Linked DNA regions of Mus musculus: regions 2 and 3 are each linked to region 1. Evidence: chromatin loops called from intact Hi-C (ENCODE). Cell type or tissue: left cerebral cortex. All regions are shown on one strand.

The links. Peaks named below come from ENCODE experiments on the same cell type or tissue, not always from the same donor. Only the 100,000 strongest peaks of a DNase experiment are listed, where the experiment ranks them.
Region 2: a loop joins it to region 1, with 10 times the contacts of the local background. A loop is called at or near these places in 4 of 42 quality-filtered maps.
Region 3: a loop joins it to region 1, with 6 times the contacts of the local background. A loop is called at or near these places in 5 of 42 quality-filtered maps.

The regions. Positions count from the first base shown.
Region 1 is chr12:29,524,616-29,528,615 of GRCm38, forward strand. It overlaps Myt1l (myelin transcription factor 1-like), which reads left to right and starts at 3,769. Exons shown (of 25, transcript NM_001093775.1): 1 at 3,769-4,000. It overlaps Gm20208 (a long non-coding RNA gene), which reads right to left. Exons shown (of 4, transcript XR_381405.4): 2 at 3,451-3,625; 3 at 2,857-3,208; 4 at 2,343-2,519. In left cerebral cortex, no CTCF peak of the experiment used is centred here; DNase peaks (open chromatin) are centred at 1,810, 2,768, 2,908, 3,637 and 1 more place; H3K4me3 peaks cover 2,352 bases; H3K27ac peaks cover 2,725 bases.
Region 2 is chr12:29,366,075-29,370,074 of GRCm38, forward strand. No RefSeq gene overlaps it. Among named protein-coding and RNA genes, the nearest start is that of Gm31650, 71 kb to the right of the region's middle. In left cerebral cortex, no CTCF peak of the experiment used is centred here; DNase peaks (open chromatin) are centred at 2,240, 2,400 and 2,857; H3K4me3 peaks cover 1,403 bases; H3K27ac peaks cover 1,509 bases.
Region 3 is chr12:29,340,195-29,344,194 of GRCm38, forward strand. No RefSeq gene overlaps it. Among named protein-coding and RNA genes, the nearest start is that of Gm31650, 97 kb to the right of the region's middle. In left cerebral cortex, CTCF peaks have their summits at 2,128 and 3,639; DNase peaks (open chromatin) are centred at 2,108, 3,160 and 3,562; H3K27ac peaks cover 252 bases.

The sequences.
Region 1 (4,000 bases):
AAATAAACAATTTCAGGGATTTATTTTCTTTGTCTTAAATTGGAGGGCATACCTGTTAGAAGGGACTGCATATTCAAATTTATTTTCTCTTACAAATAAATAAGGACAAGTAAAATGAGGTAAGTGTGTGTTTCCTAATGGAGGCAGGCTTTAATTCTTTTTTTTTTTTAAATTTGGTTGTTTTGTTTTGTTTTGTTTTGTTTTGTTTTGTTTTGTTTTGTTTTGTTTTGTTTTGTTTTGTTTTGTTTCGAGACAGGGTTTCTCTGCGTAGCCCTGGCTGTCCTGGAACTCACTCTGTAGACCAGGCTGGCCTAGAACTCAGAAATCCACCTGCCTCTGCCTCCCAAGTGCTGGGATTAAAGGCGTGTGCCACCACACCCAGCTCGGCTTTAAATGTTAAAGTGGGCTTCTAAGAGCAATATGTATTGTATTTTAAATAATTTAAGAAAAGAATGATACTTTGACGTGAATAGTTTTATTGTATAGTTTAACTGTAAACTATGGGCACATTTGAATTTAAATGGTCTTATGACTGTCCCTCGGTCTTTATGCTCCCTGAATGGTTTTACTGTGCTTTACTGCAGAGTACTTAATTTCAATTTTTAAGATACCATAGCTTGTCTGGTGCATCCAAATCATAATTGCCAAACACATGCTTGAGTGGGCTGTGCTCCTGTCCAACGGTTTTATGCTTTCTCCTCTCTCTCTCTCTCTCTCTCTCTCTCTCTCTCTCTCTCTCTCTCTCTCTCTCTTTCTCTCTCTCTCTCCCTCTCTCTCTTGTCATGTGTGTCTCCAGCTCTGAAGATATGCAGGGATGGGTGGGAAGAACAGCAGTGCTTCAGGGGAACCTGTCTAGAGAAAGGGCAGTCACAGTTGATCAGATGACGTTGAAGGCAGCAGTGTAGTGTAAGAAGAGCCCTTTTGCAGGAGACTCCATGGAACCCACCCTAAGGATAAGACATCAGTGCATCGGCCTGTCATATCAGGGAGAGACACCCAGAACACTTGGTGACCAAACCTATTAAGGCAACATTATAATACAACACAGTCTCTCTCTGTCTCTCTCTCATAAGCACACATACTGTCGCATACACATATATGCAATACAGGTATACACAAGTACTGTCTGCTTTCTAACATACTTGTATCTGCACAGATATGCACATTCATGTGAGAAAACAGACATAGAAAAACCTGTGATTTAAACTATAGCAGCTCCCTATATGGGGATTTCTTTTCCAATCTAAGAGAATATTGGGGGATAAATTTCAAGTAGGAAACTAAATTCATCACTAACTCAACTGAGAGTCAGTCAGGTGTACATTTGTGTCATTTTGTCTGTGCTACATTTTCAAAGGCTCCCTTAGAAACACTGTGGTCTTGGTACACATTTGAACCCTGAGGTGGTACCGTCCTCCCACGACCCATGTCACCTGGATGTGTAAAGCATCCTGGGGATTTTTTTTTCCTGTTTGTGTTTTGTAAAGGGATGCTTTGTCTTTCATAGAAAGGGAGACACATTTTCATTCTACTCGAATTTCAGTTCTAACGTCACCCTGGAGTGACCACACAACCTGTGGATGGTCTACCTACCGCCCAGATGGATGCCTGTGTGGGACTCCTGGGACCAGGGTTGAGGACATAGGAGAATTCGTGCTCCCATTTTTTTTTCTATTGACCGAATGATTCCTATTCTTTGCTTCAGAGAACATCCGATATGGTACCCAATCAGCTGAAAAGGCTGCACATACGTCATTAGTTCTGGGGGTGGGGAGGAGAGATGGAGGGAGGAGGGGAACGAGGAGGAAGAGAGAGAGAGAGAGAGAGAGAGAGAGAGAGAGAGAGAGAGAGAGAGAGAGAGAGAGAGAGAGAGAGAGCCAGAGCCTCAGCAGCTTGCTCCTTGTGGAGTGGAGTCCCCACCAGGGCAGCTCTATTGATTTCTGAGTCACAGTGCCGCAAGATGACTACCAAGCAGGAGGAGAGCCACAGCTCAGAGAGAGGCAGGGATTACAGGAGAAGATAAAGAAAGAGCAGTGCTGGTAGCTCTCCCTCAGAATCATTTATCTGTTACCAAGAGAGCAGTTGAGAGAATGTCACTGAATGGTCCCTTAACTTGCAGTAGAATGGATAGGAAATGCACAGTATAAATGAGTTTTTAAAAAAATCAAGCTGTTTTTGTTTTGTGTATGGAGGTTTTTGTTGTTGTTTTGTTTTGTGTTCTTTGAGGAAGAGAGATGAAATGATTTAATGTCCCAATGTCTTAAAAAAGAAAACCTGAAATTTTTGATATAGATATTTAAAAATATGGTTTATAAAAAAGGGATTTTCAAGTTACACCTGGGAATTTTTGAAAAGAAATGAGATTTATTTGCAATAAACTTTGTCCAACTGCAGCATTCAGTGGCTTCTATTTTCCCATGTTCAGACTGTATGCTGCATGAGATCCGGAGAATGGAGACAGTCTGGTAGAAAAGCTTCAAGCAGGAGCAGGCTTCACCTGGGCTGCTTCTAGCTTTGGGCTGTGAGCCAAAGAGGCAAGCATTAGATGACCCCCTCCCCCCAGCTCTGTGGCTAAGGCTTGGGCTAGAAATCCCTGTTTTTGTCAACCTCCACATCACATCCAAGACTTAACCATCACTTTCCTCAGAAGAAAGACAACTAAGTTCAGTTTTAAAATAACAGCGTTGTCAGGCGGGCTGTCTGCATGTGAGCAGTGGAAAATTAGAATCGAGCAATCCGTCCCCCCACAACCCCCGTGGCACACACATGTGAAGCACACGCGCGCTCGCGCGCGCGCGCGTGCACACACACACACACACACGCGAGTAGCAGTCGGTTAAGAGGAAAGGGTGATACCTTTTTAAAAACCGAAAGGCAGTAAGCCATTATTAGCAAGAGCTATATTGAGCGTGCTTGTCAGACAGGCAACAAAGCCGAGCTCCAGTTCCGCCCAGACATGTGCCTTGCCATTTTCATTTTAATCAGCCTGCTCAGGATGGCTGCTGATTCATTTTGCAGGATGTCCCCCTGGGAGCCAAGGTGGAAGCCTCCGGCGGCGGGTGAGCTGCTCTTGCATCTAGGCAGGATGCAGCAGGGCACACAGAGGGGAGAGTGAGGAGGAGGCTAGCGGGAGGGGAGCTCACCCACAGGCTCACTCCACAGTTCAATATGGCTAGTTAGCCGGTCCTTCATGAAACCGTATCTGCTACTGCAGAAAATATAATGAAAGAAAGAGAAAAGAAAAGAAAAAACTGTCAAATTGTAGGATCGTCATTTCATTATCTAGCAACTACGCCCCCCCCCAACCCCACCCCTGGACATTAAGTGGCTTGGACTGCTGGTTATTCTCATGGTCAGCGTATACATAGATGCACACACACACACACACACACACACACACACACACACACACACACACACACACACACACACACACATACACATACATACCTGGTAACTAGCTGGGGTGGTATACCTGATTTAGCTGCAGACTTTGATTTGTAGGACTGACAACCTTATTATGCAGTGAGCTTATTATTGATATTATTCTGCTCTCGGTTGCCATGGCCACCTTGTGAGAGACATTCAATTTTCTCTCTTCCATCATCATTATCTATGAGGCCATCTGTTGTGGAAAATGAATTCAGCCTCATTTGCATGACTGATAAGCAATTTTTTTTTTATCTATTTAACAGAAGGTCATATGCCGGGGATTTGGAGCTCGTGAAAAAAAAAAGTGGAAAAAAAAAAAAGCCTAGGAGAGGATGAGTGGAGCTGCGTGCATTAGGGGCTGGCTGTGGAGGTAAAGCAGATCTCTTAGGCCCGCTAGCCTCTCCTGCTGCATGTGTCATTCCTGCCCGCGCGACATTTTCCCCCTAAGCTACTGCACACAAAACAGAGCGAGAAAGCTTCTCCCTGCAGTCTTCTTGGAGGCCTCCTGGTTTCTCACCCATTGTTGGTGGGTGTATTTCAATTTTTTGATTCCCTGGACTGTGGGTTA
Region 2 (4,000 bases), 160 kb before region 1:
TCCCTTTTCAGAGTACCCTCTCCTGGTCCCAAACCTGTATACACTCTGTCAATAGAATCAACACCACTGCCTCTCCTCTGGGCCCTGTCCTCTACCCTTATCTCTTCTTGCTGGCCTATGTCACATCCTCTGGGCAGTGTCTTTTTCCACTGTGTCCTGACCATATTTCCCTGGCACACATTCTTAATTTCTGCTGGTTTCTCTAAATTCTGGTGCTTGCTGTACATGAAAAATCCCACTGGTTCATGAAATTATTTCATTAAACCCTGACATTCCGATTTCACTGTGAGCTCTGTGGATGTAAAGACAGTTCAGACATAGCACTCAATAAATATTTTCGGATGGATAGGTGGGTGGGTGGATGAATATATAACTGGATTCACTGAGATCATAACACAGAATAAAAAACAGATTTATATTTTGGGAGTACAGATGTTCACTGTTGAAAACAGACTTTTTGACGACCTGGGACATTCATCCATTTACCCGTTATATCCTGGAACTTGAGGCCATGAGATCAAGAAGCAAGCCAAAGCCCCTAAGGGTGGTCTTGGCAGACAGGAGAGCACATGACAGGGCTCTGAGCTCCCTAGGTAGAGGAATAGAGGCTTAGAGCTTAGATGTGCCTGGCTGAACTGTGTTCATCCTAAGTTCTTACAGCAAAACTCCAGTCCGCAGGACCAGAGGTGACTGCAGTTAGACGATCAGGGTAAAATGTTCTAACTGGGCAGGATCAGGTATGGGAGGAAATGAGGATGATATATAGATGGTCAGGAATTTGAATGGAGGTGTATAGCAATGGGGGATGGGGAGCTGGGGTTAGCCACCAGCAAGTTCCAGATGCCAGGACCCAACAAGGATGAGATTAGCTGAAATGCCCAACAAAGGGGAAGGAGAACCTGTAGAGATCATATCCAGAGGTTAGGCAAGGCCCCCAGTAGGGGATGGGGCCACCCACCCTTCTCATAATTTTACCCCAGAATTGCTCCTGTTTAAAGGACTTACAGAGACAAAGTGTGGAGCAGGAAGGAAAGTGTAAAAGAAAGACCATCCAGAGTGCCCCACTTGGGGATCCATCCCATATACAACCACCAAATGCAGACACTATTGAGGATGCCAAGAGGTGCTTGCTGATAGGAGCCTGATATAGCTGTCTCTTGATAGGCTCTGCCAGAGCCTGACAAATACAGAGGCGGATGCTCACAGCCATCCATTGGACTGAGCAGGGAGACCCCGATGGAGGAATTAGGGGAAGGACTGAAGGAGCTGAAGGGGTTTGCAGCCCCATAGGAAGAACAACAATATCAACCAGCCAGACCCGCCCCCCCCCAAAAGCTCCCAGGGACTAAACCACCAACCAAGGAGTACACGTGGAGGGACCCATGGCTCCAGTCACATATGTAGCAGAGAATGGCCTTGTCTGGCATCAATGGGAGGAGAGGTCCTTGGTCCTGTGAAGGCTCGCTGCCCCAGTGTAGGGGAATGGCAGGGCGGAGAGGTGGGAGTGGGTGGGTGGATGAACACCCTCATAGAAGCAGGGGGAGGGAGGATGGGAAAGGGGGTTTCCAGAGAGGAAACTGGGAAAGGGGATAACACTTGAAATGCAAATTAAAAAATAATACCCAATTTAAAAAAAGGAAGGAAGAGAAAGAAAGAAGAACGGAAAGAAGGGGAGAAAGGGAGGGAGGGAGGGAGAGAGAGAGAGAGAGAGAGAGAGAGAGAGAGAGAGAGAGAGAGAGAGAGAGAGAGAGAGAGAGAGAGAGAGAGAGAGAGAGAGAGAGAGGTGGGGTCCCTATAGTTGGAAAAGCCAGCTTCTCTCTCAGTTCCATGCCCCTTGTCCCTGGCCTTGGTCCTGCCTGTTCCTGTATCAGCACTGTTGGTTCAGCTTTCAGGCTCTAAGAAGAACCTGAAAGAAAACACCTGGGGAAAGAAAACAGAATTAAACAACTCGAGCGCCCATCAGTCCTTAAGGATCAGTTAAACCATAGCAACTGTGCCCACTCTCAGTCGCTTCTGGTTCCCAGGATGCCTTGGGCTGCTGGGTTGTATTTCTCAGGGATTATTGCTGCTTCCCTGATTCTGATTCTCTGCCTCCCTATGTAGCCCTGGTCCTGTGGCTTGCAGGCTCTGGTTAGTTAACCCGGCTCCTCTGCCAGCTGGATTCGCCCTCCGTGCTCAGAAAATGTCTGCCGGGAAAGCAGGGCCACGGACATGCTCTTTGCTCGCCAGAAAGCTCCTGACTCAGCGTTTTCCCTCTGGTACTAGCAGAGCCCTCCGGGACAAGAAGGGCACGAACGGGGCCAGTGCTGCGTGGTAGCCAGTGACCTGCAGATCTGTTTGCTTCTGTTCCCTTTGGCCTGCAGACTGATGAACAGGGTACAGCCTGCACTCTGAGCCCTTAAAGAGGATGTTGAGTGGGCCTCGGGAACTAGTCACCCAATGGAGATCAAGCTGCCGTTCCCATGGTGATTCCACACTGAGCCCTGTGCCCTGGGAACTCACCTCCTCCCATTCACTGTAACCTCCATTAAGCAGAAACAAAAGATTAATACGGCAGAAGCCATTTAATGAACTCAGAGCTGGCAGCGGCTTTTTTCCAGAGCGGATTCCTGGAACAGCAATGCAGAGGCTTCCCCGCCTCTTCCAGGACAGCAAGGGCGTTCAGCTGTCTGATCTCTCTGGGCTGTCAGACATCCATGCAGCAAATGGGCCCAGGCAATCTCGTGGGTGTGGGGAAGACCCCTTACCTCTTTGTCTTTATTCAGGTCATTCTCTCACCTCACCAGAAAGGGAGGAGAAGAGGGTCTCAGGTACGTGAAGAAAGGATGCAAGCTTCCTCGCCACAGCTCGGGCCAGGGTGGGGGTGGGGTGTTGGTGGGGGTGTCAGGAAGCTAGCGCTGAGAGGAGACTGGAGGCAGCAGTCAGAGTGTCTGGAGACCAAGTGTCTAGACTTGGTTTGTGGGAGCTGCAAGCCTCCTTTGCTGCCCATTGTATCAGAGGTCTGAGCTCACTGAGCTGGTTAGAGAGCCGAGGGGTCACTGCATCCCCCCAGGCCAGGTTTTGTGCACACTGGGGGGTGGGCTCAGTAGAAGGTCTGGACATGCCTTGTCCGTTTCCAAGTTTTCTTCTCCACTGAGATGCAGCCCCTCTGCTTGTGCATGCATCCCTGCCTTTCACCACACCTCCTAATGATACACAGACCCTGGAGCGGGCTTATGTGGGATCTCTTGTTCTTCTAGAAGTTGATGTCAAACCTCAGGCCCATGTTTTGGACAGAAGCTTAAATTTCACAGACCCCTGGGGACACACACAGAGAACCTTCTTTCCAGAACAAAGGGTGGTCTTCTGAGAGCTATTCTCAGTTGTGCATACCACCTGGGCAATGGATAAGCAAGCATTCATTATTGCAAAGGTGAGATTAGATATAACCAGTCCAGTCATGAGAGTGGGAGGTCCCCAGCTCTTACCTAAGGAGTTTCCAGAGCCAATGCCACAAAGATGGCCTTTCTCACAAACCAGGTCCTAGCAACTACCCTGACAATGCAACCTGTGCTGCCTACAGAATTCAGGGATGCCGTGAGCTCTCAGTCTCACTCATCCTCATCCAGGCTACACTTTGGGGTGCAGCATTCACTGGTGCCAGTGTTCCAGTGACCACCCACCCTGTCCCTAATTTTGGCCTAGAAAGCCATCATGACTTGCCAGGCCTTATTTTCCTCCTCTTTAGAAACACTGGCTAACGGGCTGGATGAGAGGGCTGGGCACTGTGGTTGTTTGGTCAAGCTAGTTCTTCTCACACTGAAGACAGATAGTTCCCAAGTGCTGTCCATCAACAACAGCAGAGCTAGGGGTGGTGGTCAGAAACAGAAATGAAGGTGAGGCGGGGAGGAGAGATGGCTGGACACCAGGTTTGTGTCTAGACCTGGTTTGTGGGAGCTGCAAGCCTCCTCTGTGTCCCATTGTACCAGAGGTCTGAGGTCACTGAGGTGATTAGACGGCT
Region 3 (4,000 bases), 180 kb before region 1:
ACTTATAGGAGCAGAAATAACTCAAAGGCAACCATATCCCCAAGGCTCACCCCAGCATCAATAACCACTCATAAAAGTTGGTAAGCTGGAGCACACTGAACTGCCAGCACCAGCTGAACAGGTTGGAGAGTGTCCTTTCCATGTGCCTCAGTTGATCTAAACCTCTTCCAGACAGTTGGTCAGGTCTCAGTCTTCTTTGCAACTTGGTTTATCTAAAGGTCTTTTTCAGTTCAGCTTTTCTGGAACTCATTTACAGCTCTGTTCCTATAGCATACTCTGGCAGGAAAGGGCCTAGTAAATTTGGTCTGTTTCAGGGACTTCCTGAAGCTATTATGAGTTGTTTATCTTTCTGCTTAAGGAGCTCCCATACAGGATAGAATGTTTCGATCTTGGAGGTATTCTCTAGTACAAGAAGGAGAAGGTGGCTAAGGTACACAGTCTCTCTGACTGAGGGTAGTGATGACACAGGGCCAGTAGGCTGCCCACCCAAGAAGCACATTCCTAAAGACAGCAGCCATTTTACACTGGGACCAAGTAGGCAGGACTCAGCCCCAACAACATCTAGGGTTCTTCACAAAATAAAGGAGCCCTGCTGTCACTGCCCTGGCTCAGGCTTTAGACTCCAGCCTGCATTCCCAGATCAGTGAACCCACCTCTATTCTGCCAGTGACAGTCACCATCCCCAAGACTTCCGGTACTGCTCTGTCCTGTGAGGAAGTTGGGTTCTGACAGAAAATGCGTGCTCGTGATGCTATGACAGATGGAAAATGCCACTGTCTTATTCAACTTTCCACTACTGTGGTAAAATGCCTGAGTAGATTAAAGGAGGAAAGATTTTCTTCCCACCCATGGTTTCATAGAGTATAGTTCAGGGTTCTTTGGCCCCATTACTGTGGGTTTGTGCAGAGGTATCAGGGTAGGGAGGATGGGCAGAGCACAGCTGCTCACACACACACACACACACACACACACACACACACACACACACACACACACAGAGAGAGAGAGAGAGAGAGAGAGAGAGAGAGAGAGAGAGAGAGAGAGAGAGAGAGAAGAAATTTAAGTCTCCAACAACCTAATTTCTCCCTACCAGGCCTTCCTTTCTAAAGGTTCTAACATCCCCTAATAGTGCCAGTAGCTTTGGAGTAAGTATTTACACATGGTAAGGCAGAGATACTTCAGATGCAAAGTGCATAGCATTTTTCCTCCTCCTCCTCTTACTTTTCTCTCTCTTTCTCCCTCTCCACTCCCTCCCCCTTTCTCTTGCTCCCCCCTCACTCACTCACTCTCCTTTGTTCTCTCTCTCTCCCTTGCTTTCCCAGTTTTAACATGTGTAGACTCACCTGGAGTCTGGTTACACAGACAGACTTCTGGTCCCCGCCCACATAAGTGCTGGGATCTAAGGGGTGCTGGGTTTGTAAATAAACACAGTGGGCTATTTGGAGAATCCTAAGAAGCAGTGAAGGTGAGGCTGATTCTGAATGGGCTCAGTGCTGCTGCCATGCTGTCCTGCCCTCCCCGAGGGAGGCTCGGTAGGCTCAGGAGGACAAGGTCAAGGCCAGGCGTCGCCAGCACTGAGCAGAGCTGTGCTTCCAGGCTGAGTGACCTTGAACAGTGACTTAAACATCTTCACCGTCATTTCATCCATAAGACCTTCACAACTTTCCTCTCTTAGGACTATGCAGATGGACAGACCCGTGCCAGACACACAGCTCCTTCATTGTGCTTTTAAAAGACAAATACCCAGATGGGGACATGACTTGGAAGATAAAGTTCTTGCCTTGCAAGAATAAGGACCTGAATTTCAACCTCAAAACCCATATAAAAAAAAGCCAGGCATGATGGTATGTGCTTGCAAGCCCAGCTCCGGGCCAATAAGCTACTCAGCAAAACAAAACATAACAAAACCAAAATAAAACAAAACACCCACAAACAAAACAAAACAAATACACACACCAAACAAGAAGTATGAGGAAGAGGAGGAGGAGGAACAGGAGCAACAAGGAGAGTGTCTAGAGAGAAGGCTCAGCCAGTTAAAGAGCATTTGCTATTCTTCCAGAATATGGAGTTCTGTTCCCAGCATTCAAACTGGGTGATTCACAACTATTTCCAGCTCCAAGGGATCCAGTGCTCACTCCTGCCTTCTACAGGTACCCACACTGTGTGGCAGACACTTTTACAGAGATCCCTTACATACATGGGTAAAAATAAGCTTTTAAAGCAGTAAGCATTCTGAGAACCAAACCTAAGGTTATATTCTGACCTAATATGAATGCATATGTGCCCACACATAAAAATGTAGCCACACAGAGACCACACACACACACACACACACACACACACACACACACACACACACACACCCCACAGTGGGATTTTTGAAGGATTAACAGCCTATCCACCATGACAGGAGCAGACTGAAGGAAGGGTGGTTATATGCCAATATGCCCTGGTGGGGTGAGAGGGGAGCAGGGCAGAGAGTACAGGAAACAGGGCAGAGCCTTGCACTGAGCCTCCATCTTTTTTTCTGACCAAGGCACAAGTTAGCCAATGGACAAAGAGCTCAGCTCGCTTCTCCAGGAAGCAGAGAGGCTTCTGCAGATGCCCAGGAGGTGGAGCAGGCTTCAGATGAAAGGAAGAGGCAGGAAGGGCAGAGAGAGCTTTCAAGGCTCTGATGGGCTTGTTTAACTGGGGCCTGGAAGGAAAAGGCTAGGACTCCTTGTGCTCTCCTCCAGCCCCAGGAGGACACTGGTATCGAAGGTGGCGGAGAGGGAGGATGGGGAGGACAGGAAGCCAGTGTGGGGTGAGAATCAGGTCCCTGCCATGGGTGCTGTCACTAGCTGACCAGAAGAGGAGGTTCACCTTAAATTTGGCAAGGGATAGAGCCTTCACCATGCCTTCCCCCTATACCCTCACCTCACTGCCCCACCACAGCTGCCTGGCAGGGTGCACTTCCAATGCCTCTGCACTAAAAACAGAGAGGTCATATTTCTGTGATATATAGTGTGGGGATTGCAGGTCCTTGATCTGGGGGCTGTACTGGGGAGAGGGATGGATGTTGGAACTGATGCCAAGGATAACTCCAGCATGAGAAATTGGGAGAAAGAACCATGTGTGTCTCATCCTTGGAACAAGCTTTATACTCGAGATGGAGGCGGGCCAACCGGAGTTACATTTAAAAATGCACAAGGATATTTCCATGTGGGAGAAGCAAAGAATGTTCAGCTCCTGGCCCTGAACACCCTTCTCAGCCTGAGGACCCTCGATGTTTTCTGCACTGCTCACTTAATGGGGGTGATGGCATTTCAAGGCCAATGCTGCACATAAAACCTGCCAGGCGCTGCTGTCAAGCAGGATGCAGATGCAAGGAGAATTCCCATTCAGAACACAGCTGTGTATGGATCAGCGGCCAGGGTGGCTCGCTTCCCATGGCGTCGGGCTGTTTACAGCACCGACAGTGCGGGCTCTCGGCTTTGTATCTTTTGAACAATTACAAGAAGGAAATATGGAGAAGGGCTGTCACTTGGAAAAGTAAATGCTAAGTAGATGCTGGGAGATGCTGCCTCTGTGTTTCCCTGTGGGCTAAAATCATCCATTAATTTTCAGAACTACCAGCAACTCTGAGTGTTTCCCCTAGGGACACACACAAACTGTGATTTGTGGGAGGCAAGTCCCATTCATCCCTGGGGTGATGCTGGTCTCTGTGAGTCACTGTGCCTCATTTAGAGGGTTTTTTTTTTCTTAATGTCTGTGCATAATGTGATATGTGTGCAAGTGTGTTGTGGGTGTGTGTATACATATGAAAGCCAGTGGTTTGTCTCAGGTGTATTTTTTTTTAATGGCACTCCATATTATATGTTAACACAAGATCTCTCACTTGAACTCAGAGGCTACTGCTTAGGATAATGTAGCTAGCCTCGTAGAGCATTCAGCATTTATGTAGGCCCTGGGGAGCTACACTATACTTCTCAGGCACAGCCAGCACGTTACCCACTGAACC